Regions from separate parts of the Homo sapiens genome. Here regions 1 and 3 are each linked to region 2. A link is a contact called in ENCODE Hi-C or POLR2A ChIA-PET data. All regions are on one chromosome and are shown on one strand. Each heading gives the region's core, a stretch centred on a gene start or an enhancer-like site at or near the end of the contact. The rest is flanking DNA. Distances are from core to core; before and after follow the strand shown.

What was found. Hi-C counts contacts between places; a loop is a spot of excess contacts on that map. ChIA-PET counts read pairs that join two places held with the same protein, here RNA polymerase II (POLR2A). Pooled maps may share reads with other maps.
Region 1: a loop to region 2 is called in a map of naive thymus-derived CD4-positive, alpha-beta T cell, with 12 times the contacts of the local background. The contact joins the promoter of SLC35F5 here to the promoter of BCL2L11 in region 2. A Hi-C loop is called at or near these places in 1 of 168 maps with a recorded cell type or tissue (naive thymus-derived CD4-positive, alpha-beta T cell) and 7 of 50 pooled maps. POLR2A ChIA-PET finds 5 or more read pairs at or near these places in 1 of 52 experiments (CD4-positive, alpha-beta memory T cell).
Region 3: a loop to region 2 is called in a map of CD8-positive, alpha-beta T cell, with 22 times the contacts of the local background. The contact joins the promoter of ACTR3 here to the promoter of BCL2L11 in region 2. A Hi-C loop is called at or near these places in 2 of 168 maps with a recorded cell type or tissue (CD8-positive, alpha-beta T cell and naive thymus-derived CD4-positive, alpha-beta T cell) and 8 of 50 pooled maps.

What each region holds. Positions count from the first base shown.
Region 1 is chr2:113,754,861-113,758,319 of GRCh38, reverse strand. It overlaps SLC35F5 (solute carrier family 35 member F5), which reads left to right and starts at 1,678. Exons shown (of 16, transcript NM_025181.5): 1 at 1,678-1,950; 2 at 2,776-2,866; 3 at 3,014-3,155. The coding sequence starts at 1,911. RefSeq lists enhancers at 903-952, 1,133-1,312 and a silencer at 1,523-1,752.
Region 2 is chr2:111,118,954-111,122,502 of GRCh38, reverse strand. BCL2L11 (BCL2 like 11) reads right to left here and starts at 1,589. Exons shown (of 4, transcript NM_138621.5): 1 at 1,315-1,589. RefSeq lists silencers at 1-64, 857-1,151, 1,485-2,024 and enhancers at 1,035-1,154, 2,305-2,384.
Region 3 is chr2:113,888,644-113,892,327 of GRCh38, reverse strand. ACTR3 (actin related protein 3) reads right to left here and starts at 2,239. Exons shown (of 12, transcript NM_005721.5): 1 at 2,005-2,239. The coding sequence starts at 2,048. ACTR3-AS1 (ACTR3 antisense RNA 1) reads left to right here and starts at 1,336. Exons shown (of 5, transcript NR_110174.1): 1 at 1,336-1,435. It overlaps LOC124906071 (a long non-coding RNA gene), which reads left to right and starts at 2,561. Exons shown (of 3, transcript XR_007087205.1): 1 at 2,561-3,684. RefSeq lists enhancers at 1,299-1,478, 1,529-1,578, 1,661-2,316, 2,349-2,438, 2,559-2,868 and silencers at 1,709-1,968, 2,209-2,268.

The DNA of each region.
Region 1 (3,459 bases), core at 429-2,928, 2.6 Mb before region 2:
CTGCAACCAAATTTCCCCTAAGTAGTAATACCAAGTAGTTGGTTAAGGATTTATTTATTTATTTATTTATTTTGAGACGGAGTCTCGCTCTGTTGCCCAGGCTGGAGTGCAGTGGCGCGATCTCGGCTCACTGCAAGCTCCGCCTCCCGGGTTCACGCCATTCTCCTGCCTCAGCCTCCCGAGTAGCTGGGACTACAGGCGCCCGCCACCACCCCCGCCTAATTTTTTGCATTTTTTTAATAGAGACGGGGTTTCACCGTGTTAGCCAGGATGGTCTCCATCTCCTGACCTCGTGATCCACCTGCCTCGGCCTCCCAAAGTGCTGGGATTACAGGCATGAGCCACCGCGACCGGCCTGGTTGGTTTTTTTTTTTACTCTGCACAATAGGTTTCTGAATGACTTATTAGAGGTGTTTGATGCTGATAGTTTGAAACTGATTCGATCAATTAAAAAATGTTCATTGGTATTGTTTTATTAGTTGCTAGAATATGCATTCAACTTCACTGAAACGAGACTTAAAAGGTAAGAGGTACACTACATCGCGACTATAGGAGTAAGAAAATTTAATTTCTTCACGCCATCTGACCAAGATGTTAAATTACTGAACCCTTTAGTCTTGTTTTTGTTTTGTAGATAGAAATCAAGATGCTGGACAAACCTTTCTCATGGAATAGTCAAAATATTTAAGGAACAAATCTATACAGTTTAATAACTGCCAACATTTGGCAGGGCTCATGCCTGTAATTCCAGCACTTCGGGAGGTCGAGGCGGGCGGATCACTTAAGACTAGGAGTACGAGACCAGCCTGGCCAACATGGCGAAACCCTGTCTCTACTAAAAAATATAAAAATTAGCCGGGCATTGGTGGCTTGCGCCTGTAGTCCCGGCTACACTGGAAGCTGAGGCTGGAGAATCGCTTGAGCCCGGGAAGCAGAGGTTGCAGTGAGCTGTGATTGTGCCACTGCACTGCAGCCTGGGTGGCAGAGAAAGACCCTGTCTCAAAACAAACGAACGAACAAAAAATTGCTGACGTCTGTGAGGTTCTTATTATGTGCCATGAATTGATCTACGTCCTTCACATATGTAAACTCATGCAATCCTAGCATACACACAAAAAACCAATGTGGCAGGTACTATCATTATCGTAGACAAGGAAACCGAGGACCAGAGAAGTTGAAGTAGCTTGGCCTAGGATGTAGGTTGTAACTCCTAGAGCTGAGATCTTGTTTATATACAAAAGGTTTCAAGAATCAAAAGTACTCTAAGCCACTTTGCGTTTCGGCTGTCATCGAGAAAGGGATATCCGAAGTTTCAGGTTCGCAGTTTGTGAAACGGAACGGCCAGCTTTCGTTCTAAGGCGGGCGGAGGTTTAGCCACTCCCTCGTCCTTTGCTCTGCCCCAGACACCCACGCTCGCTTTCCTCTTCTTCCTCCACCTCGCCCTACTTCCCTTCTTCCTATCTTCTCTCTTCTTTCGCCTCGCCGCCGCGAGCCCTCGCTCGGCGACCAGAGCCTCGCATTACTTCCCCTAGCTCCGCCAAGCCTCGCTGCATACGCGACCGCGCGCAGTCCGCCGTCGCGCCCCTATGACGTCACCCGCGCGCCACCGCTTCCGGGCTGGGGACTGGGGGCGGGGCCGCGCGGAGGGCAAGCCGGGGGCGGGGCCGGGGCCAGAGCAGATCTCCGGGCCTCCGCGGCCATAGCTGACTGTGCCGTCCCTTCCCCTCACCCGCTCCACGCCCTCCTGGGCCGAGTGGAGTTGGGTGGTGTCGGGAGCCTCTCCCTGAGGGGCACCGCGTCTTCAGGAGCTGGGCCTCCAGTGCGGCGCGATGTCAGGCGCGGTGACAGCTCTGTGAGTCCGAGGCCGCGGCCGTGGCGCTGGGCGGCTGCGGGGCCTGACCGGTCCGCTCATGGTGCCGCCACGACGCCATCGCGGGGCAGGAAGGCCAGGTAGGCAGGCAGGGAAGGGCCCCGACATCACCGGAGCCCAAACCGGGACGGAGTGCCCACCAGCAGCACCACCTCCTGCCCTCGGTGGCAGCAGGAGCGCCTTGACCGAAACCGTGAAGGTCTCTAGGGGCGGAGGGAGCGGGAGCTGACAGGGGCGCCGGAGCCCTGCGCCCACCGCTGGCAATTGAGGAAGCCGTGCGTGCGCCCTCGCCTCGGCTCCCCGGGGAGGCGTCGCTGCCTTAACTGTCTTCCCCGCTCCAAAACAGAAGGATGATTTCTTTTCCCAGCTGTTTCTTTTAAAATGACTGGATGTTTTGATAGAGGTGGGTGGAGGAGCATGGAGAATCCTTTTCTTTTACCACTTGAAGAGATTGGAAAGGTGCCTTCAAGACCCACAGCAAATCACTTACTCTCCGATAACCAAATTCCACTCCAGCAGATCAGGGACAGAAAAGACACTTTTAGAAACAGTGTCTAGACGCTGTCCCCAGGGATGGATTCCTCTGGATGGAGAGGTGAATGGAGTTCCGTATTTGTGAAACTCAGAGAAGCTATTTTCTGGTAGTTAACTGTTCTTAAATGTGCCGTATGTTGTATATTACTCCCCCTCCCTGCCCGCCCCGTATCGCGTATCTCTCTAAGTATAATCTGAAGCGTGCAGTGGATACCATGAAAGTACTGAGAAAGGTGGCAAGTATGTTTAACACATTTTGGTCCTTTTCATTGATTTGCTTTGAGTTTGAAGATGAAGAGTAAAAAACGATGTGATGAATCTTACCTTGAGTTATTCACGTTTTCATAGCATAATTTCATGGTTGTTTTTAGGGGTGCTGAGTTCTTCACCTCCTTTTAGACTGAGATCTGCCAAGTTTTCCGGCATTGCTCTTGAGGATCTCAGAAGGGCTCTTAAGACAAGGTAGATTCCACGTTTATCCTCTATGTAACTTTCACACTGAACATTAGCTAACAAAAGTCAAATGTTTCTGTTATACTAATGTTCTCATTTTTAATGGTTGTTTTTCTAAAATCATCTCTAATGTGATCTGTATTTTCTAAAAAACAGACTGCAAATGGTGTGTGTATTTGTCATGAACCGAATGAATTCCCAGAACAGTGGTTTCACTCAGCGCAGGCGAATGGCTCTTGGGATTGTTATTCTTCTGCTTGTTGATGTGATATGGGTTGCTTCCTCTGAACTTACTTCGGTATGTACCTTTGGTCCAGGAATGATGTTACATTACAGCCACAATGTTAACTCTTAACCTGTAGTAACTCTAGCCGTTACAATCTCCTGCTTTCTAAAAGCAGTATCTTAAATACTATTGAATTTTTAAAAAACGTTGAATTATTGCCACTTGAAGTTAAAACTGAAAGGATGATCCTTTTTATTGTTTCATACAGTTTTCTTGTATCTTTTAGGGAGGGTTACTTAGAGAGACTATGCATATTTTCTTACATTTGAAAGTGTAACTCGTGGCTTTTTTTCTAAATTCAAATTCTTTCTGTAAA
Region 2 (3,549 bases), core at 340-2,839:
GCGGCGCCTACGGGTCAGGCCGCCAAAGGCGAGGCGATTGTTGACAAACTCGCCTCCGAGCGCTGCTCTGGCCGTGGTCGTGGCGGCTGCCGCTTCGTCGGAGGATTTGAGGGCCGGCTGGCCCGGCCACCCTGCCCATCCCTGTGCTCCTTCCGGACACAAGCCTTAGCAGCTCCCGCCGTCCTGGACAGCCAGTCACCTGGAGACAAAGCAGGACTTGCGCCGCGCCCGGACCCGCAGGGCCATCCCCAGGCCCAGTCCTCGCCACTTGTCCTTGTTTTGGCCCGTCGGGGGCAGACCCTAACGGCCGTCACCGCCCTGGCTGTGGCAACTATTCTCCTCCAACAACTTCCTCTCTCTCCTGGTGCGCCGCAGACACGAGTCAAAGCCGAAGAGCCACCCCTGGCCGCGGACGCGCACGTCCGCGACCATCGAGTAAATTCACACCCTCCGCCCTGGCGTCCGTCGGGCCCTCCACCAGCAGCGCCAACCCTGGGGCAACAGGTCCCAGAGGGCACGGCGCCGCCAGCCTGCACCGCGAACCGGGTCGGGTGTGCTCGGGCATGCGTGAGCCGCTAAGATAGCCCGGCCCAGGGACCGAGCAGGTTCTGCCGGCCGCGACTAGTCCCCTGCGCGGTCCAGGTGGTCAGGGGAGGACCTAGATTTCTCGCTGCCAGGGAATCGTGCGGATGGCACAGGCCGCAGGACTCCTGCAGAGCAAGCAGGGGCCCCAGGTACGCTTGAGAAAGCGAACGCAGCAGTGGCCCCGAAACCTTGGCCTGAATGAGTAAAAGGAAAAGCCGTGTCTCGTCAGTTAAATCACCACCGCAGTTCCGCAAATCCTCCGCAACAGGCCCACGCGCCCCAAAAAACCAAGACACGAAACACCCTCACACTGCGCGGCCGCTACTCTGAGGGCGCCGGAGCCGGCGGCGAGACTTTCCAGCTGGGCGCACAGCCCGATACTACGAGCAGGTCCTCAGCTCCCGGGCCGGCGCCGAAAGGCACGCGCTGCCTCTCCTCCTGCCCGGACCTACGACCCTTCACCAGGCCCGCGCGCAGCATCCCGTCCCAAGCCGCACTTCGGCCAAGAGCCTGCAGGTTCCGCGTGAACGACTTTTCTTTAAAGAGAACCTGCCCGAGAGGGAACCCGATCCACACGGATCCCCACCTCCCGCCGGCGACAAGCGGCGCCGATGCAAGCGTCTCCGCTCGCACGTGCACGGGAAGCGGGCAGTAGGTGGTGCCGTTCGGGCTCCAGCGCTAGTCTTCCTTCGGTGCCAGGCCCGCGCCCCGGGATTTGGAGGTATTTACCTTGCGTTTCTCAGTCCGAGAGTCAGAGTCAGACATTTGGGGGAACAAGGGCCAAGAAAGGGCGCCGAGGCGGTGGCGGCGGGAACGCAGCGAACCGAATACCGCGATGATGCGATCGCAGTGTGGCAGGGTTCGCAGGGTGGCTGCAAGAATCAAGTGGTGGTAGTGGCGGCGGCGGCGGCGGCGGCGGCGGCGGCGGCGGCGGCGGCAGCGGCAGCGGCGCTGGACGCAGAGCTCCAACAAACTGCAGACCAGGCGGCTGCGCGGAGCGAAGTGAAACCTGCGCGGCCCTGCAGCCCAGCTCTGGCTGGCGGCCCCGCTCCTACGCCCAATCACTGCGGACCCCGCCCCCGCTAGGTCCCGCCCCGGCGCGCGGGCTGGCAAGCTCCGCCCCCCTCGGCGCCGCGGCCGCCGGCGCGTGCAGGCTCGGACAGGTAAAGGCGGGGGTTGCCCCGCTGGGTTGCCTCCCGCGCGCGCCGCCGTCCCTGGCGTGTTTACCGGAGTAACTCTGCCTGCTGGCGGCCATGTGCGCGCCCATCCCCCACCCCGAAGTGTACCCTAGCCTCCCGCTCACCTACCCCAACCCGGCGGCGGCCGCGGCGTGCGCGGCACAGAGGGGGCGCTCCGGTCACAGCCTCCGCTGGCCCGGCCGGCGGTGTGAAGCCTCGGGAGGCGCCCTGCGCTCTCACTGTGCCCTGAGTTTCTAAGCCGCTCTGGGGCAGGCGCGGGGACTGGGTTGGTCCTCGCGAAGGCGCGGGGCGAGGTCTTTGAGCTCTCCTCCCTCTGAGGGTCCCTGGCGCCGGGCGGGACGCGGATCAGCAGGCTGCGCATCTTCCTCGCCCGGGCCTCTCGCGGGACTCAGGCACCCTCCTCCTGCCACCCCGCAGGGGCTCTCCAGCTTTTCTTCCGCGCCCAGTCGCCCTAAGAGACAGAGGCCGTGGGGGCAGGACGCGCCCAGAAAACGGCCAGGCGCGGTCCCAGTGGGCGTCTTCGCCGCCTCCCGGGTGAGGGCGGGAGGCATGTGCAAAGCAGGTAAAATAGGGAAATGAAAAAAGCACTCAGAAAAAAAAATCCTTTTAGGAAAAAAAAAAACGAGGTGAATGGCGGCCTCCAAGTGAGAGAGAACGTTGCGCACTGCATTTGGCTAGGACCCCCAAGATTTGCTGGGCTCGCAGATAACCTCGTAGGAGCTCCCTCGACTGGCTGAGGCCAGTGAAGGCAGAACAGCTGAGTTCGGGCCGCGGTGCGGGAGCGCAAAATACCCCGTCCCTCCTCCCCTCCCGCCTCCCCACCCATCCCTTTCCTCCCTGGAGTCCGCAGCACCTCACTCTACCTCCCAGGAGACCAAACTCCATGCCGCCTCTCCAGTCCTCTGAGTCTGCACCCGGGTCTGCTCTCCCAACGCGTGGCTGGCGCCCCAACCCCGGCCCTCCTGTCTGCTCCTCCCGCGCCTCAGTTCCCCAGCCCCAGCTTCTAGACAACTGCAGCGGGGGTGTGGGAGGTGGATCGGGAAATGGAACATCCCGCAGGTGAGGTCAGGCTAGATGGATTAAGGAAACTCTGTAAAGGGACCACCCTACACACCACCGCAGCCGGCAGGGAGAAGGAAGGGGCCTTGCCGTAGAGGAGCAAGTGAGGAGGCGTTGTCCCGCCGTCCGGCCGCCTGGAGCAGTTTTTAAATTCATAAGCGCTTCTGTAACGTCAGTGGGACACAGCGCAGCCCCATGCCAAAGTCTCAGCGCATTTTCGGGTGAATTTTGAGCGAGGTGAAGGAGGCCTTGGGTTCCCGGAGTCGCTGGAGGACGCGCGTCGGGCCCCGCCCAGTTATTTCGCTGCAAGAGGGAAAAGGCACGAGCGTGGACACGGCTAAGTAGACTCGGAGGCCGGAGATCGGTCCTAACCGGGCCTCGAAGTTCCTACCGCGGACGAACTTTGCTCTTCGCGGCCGTCCCGCGTCGCACCCGGGGAAAAGCAACACAACTTGCTGCGCGGGCTGAGAGCCCGAAGCCCGCCGCACGCCGCAATGCTCCGCGCTCCCCGCGGGGTCGGGCGACTCAGACAGGGACCGGAAAAGAACCACGCAGAAGAAAGCCCTATTTCTTGTCGTCTGTTCCTGTGCAGCCTTGCAGCCTCGCCGCCCCCGCGTCGCTCGCTCTCGCGACCCTGTGAACACTTTGAAAAACAAGAGTCGGGGGAAGCAACGGGCTAAGCGCTGCTATTTGGGGCACTAAAAGG
Region 3 (3,684 bases), core at 990-3,489, 2.8 Mb before region 2:
ACTATTGTGATAATCGTAATTTTAAAACAGAAATAGCCTAGGTTAAATTGAACCCCTCTTCCCGATCCTACTGGTCATTCAGCATGTTTTAAATTCAAGGTTGCCCTTTAGGAAAGGAGGTCACTTAAGGACAGTTTATCTCAATGAAACATCTTGTATACTAATTCGAAACTATTTCAAAAGGGGGAAAATGGAGATTAGAAAAGTAACATACTACTTGAGATGTTACCATATTATTTCTCAGGGCCACAATTATTTACACTATTTTTTTGAAAACGCAGTAATTTCTAAAGCATTAATTATGTAGCAATATTCGTCACTTTAACAAAACACATTTGAAAAGTCCTATCCTACTGACTCAGGCCAAATCTAATTTTAAAACTGAACCTAGACATAAAAATACTCACCAATTAGACTAAGAAGGGAGAAATAAAAAAAATTATTGGTTCAGAGAAATGAGACTGAATTAAGGAAAAACTTTTAAATAAAGTGTTCATCAAAAAAATACATAGAAGTTCCAAGGCTAGTGTTTTCCTAGGAGAATATTAAGAAGTTGGTGGTTTCTCTCTACCTAACTGGGATTTTAGAAACTGCCACACTAGCTAGTTATGAGAATGAAGATTAAAGAAATTTCACATAAAGAGTGAAGGACACACAATCTTTTAAGTAACAATAATGAAATCAATAATTATAATTAATAATAAAAAAAAAAGCCTGACAGTCCACCTCTTACTGACTTCCCCCTCAAAAAAAAAAAACTGGGAGTGTTCTGGGAATTGGAGAGATGTCATCAGCACAGAAAAAAAAACCACTTTCCTATATGTCATCCTGAAGCAGTGATTCTACATAAAAATAAGGGTAGTCTATTCTCTATGCAGTTATGAGTGTGGTACAACTCTCTAAAACGTCTATTAATACAAAATGAACGACCACACTTTAAAGCCACTCTACATTTTCGCAAACTACCCTACATATCTACGAGTAACTATTTGCAACTTAAACACCCTCCTATATACCTCTATACCTTCCTGCTTCCTTCAAGATACCATCACAGAATGAACGAATACAACTTAAATTAGTTTATTTTCCAGGGTGCTTCCTTTCCCCCACTCCATGAAACATAAGTACATTTTTTTAAGTCATATAAATGGACACCAAGCACCGGTAATTCAGTCTCTTTAAAACCTGCTTAAAAGTTCTAGTAAGATGTGCTCAGGTTGGAAACTAAAAACTACCTTATAAGGGTATAAAAGACTGAAAGCAGGAAGCGGCTTTGACAAAACTAAGGAAGTTGCAGCGCGCTTGCTCACTGGGGGACTTTTTTGAGGCTACAGAAGTAACACATGACATCTTTCTCCCTCGAATTAAAATGTGACTTGGTTCACCGGTTAAAACGCAGAGGGAGATGGAAATGACCAGGAGTCGAAAGGAGAAGGTGGGTGGTCAAATGAAAGCCCCACTGTAGGTTCCCATTTTCAGAGTCCGATTCTTCCCTTTCCCCACCCACACCCTGGGCAGAATGTTGTCACAGCGATCTTGTCAAACCTACCAGGAGCGCTTCTCTTTTCTAGCTCCCCTGCCAGGCCAGTCCCCGAGCTCGGCCCCTGGGTCCCCAAACCGACTGGCAAAAACGGGCGCGGAGGGAAAGGAAAGCCGGATGGGTCGGGCCCGGGGACCACCCCCAAGACGACCGTCCCCAGCGCCCTTTGGGCGGCGCTGCCCACCGTAGTGGGGGAAGGGCCGGGAGGGGTCGCGCGGAGAAAGCCGCTGGGAGGGTTGGGGGTTGAATCTCGGGCCCGCGCCCCCGCCCCAGTCCCAGGAGGGAGAAACGAGGGGACCCGCGAGGCCCTGGCTGCGGGCCCCACCCCTCGCTGGCCGGCGGGTCTAGGACTGACAGCCGGCGGCGGCACCTCGCCGCACCATTCATTTCCCGGCCTCCTCCCTCCCCCGCCATCTTCCTTCCTCCGCCTCAGTTTCCCCACCCCCGCCCGTAAGCCCCCTTACCCCGTGCCACAGTCCACCACACAGGCCGGCAGCCGTCCCGCCATCTTCCTCCTCGCCTGCTGCTGCTGCTGCCGCCGTCTGCTCCGTGCTGCTAGGGGCCAGAGATTGGCGGCGGGAGACAAGGGCTATCTGACCATCCACAGCTGGGCCGCCTTCACCGTCCGGGGGGTAGCCGGGAAGCCGAAGCAGTAGCAAGAAAGCAGCAGGCTCGGTCGGCGGCTATCACTTCCGCAACCCAGGCAGGCAGGCAGTCCCCGCCCTGCCCCGCCGCGGCCTCCTCCCCCTCTCTCTTCCCTCCTCCTCACTCCTGCCCCCACCCTACAACTTCTTCCCCTCACGCCGCCTTTCCCCGGGAAGCCAAGATGGCCGCCGGTGCCGACGCCCCGGCCAGGCCAGGCCCAGGCCCCCAGCGCTCCCCCTTCCGCTCCGAGCGGGAGGGGCTAGCGAGCATGCGCAATAAGGTACGTTCGCCTGCCTGGGCTCCGATCCTGAAGTTGGTGAAATCCACTGCGGGTTTTCCAGGAGTGTAGAGGCGGAGAAGTCTATCCGAGCTTCCAGTTCTGCTTCTGAAGCTGGAAGGGGCTTTTCGGTTGTAACCCTTGGGTTAGTTTCAGTTACTTCTTTGCTAGGTTGAGGAAAGGGTGGAAGCGCCTCCTGCAGCCACGAATATCCTCCAGTGCCTGAGAGAAAACGGCCTAATCGAAAACGTCCGCGGCATACATCCATTCTTAAAACTTGAGTGGCTGCTTTTCTGGGTGGAAAAGAGCGGTATCAGACAGGGTGAGCAGTCGGGGAACGGATGAACAAAGACTTGCACCGTGGCCCTGATGCCTTTGTTCCGAGTTCTATTCAGTTGTACTTGTGCGTTGTTACAGGACTTTAGAATGCAGCCCTGCCCCCCAACCCCCACCTCCCAGGGCCGACCTGTGCTCCTAGGAAGGCAAACCTCCCAGGAATATATTCTGCATAACTATACAAATAGGCCTTTATTCAAGGCTTTTGGATTATGACAAAGATTACCCTCAGGAGTAGTAAGATTCTACTAGCAGGATAATAGAAAGGATTAAGGCTCCCCTCCAAAGAAAATTTTTTTAAGTTAGAAACGGAGGCGAGCCGCAGTGGGTCATGCCTGTAATTTCAATGCTTTGGAAGGCCGAGGTGGGAGGATAGGATAGCTTGAGGCTAGGAGTTCGAGACCAGCCTGGGCAACATGGGGAGACCCCCCCCCATCCCTCCAAAAAAGAAAAGAAAACTGGAAAGCCTTAAAGAAACCTTTCAAACTTTAGTGTGTATCAGAATTACCTGAAAGGTTTGTTAAAACAGATTGCTGGGCCATACCCCCAGAATTCTCTGACTGGGCTATCGGAAATAATGCCTGAGAATGTGCATATCTAATAAGTTCCTAGTTCCACTTTAGGACCCTAGAAGGTTAGTATCTTTCCTCTCTACCAGGCTTATCTTAGGATGAACCGTTCGGGGTTTGCTGATGTGAAGCTAAAACAAAAATATTCTTTAAAAGGAGGGATGTCTTATTCAGTCCATAAGATCATCTAATGTATTAAGCTGGCTTGGGGGATGAATCGGGTGTTTCATTCATTCATTTGACAGGTAAGCATTGCTTACCTACTCTATTATGACGGGGTCTGTGCTGACTCCGAATATTCGGTGGGATGCAAAATA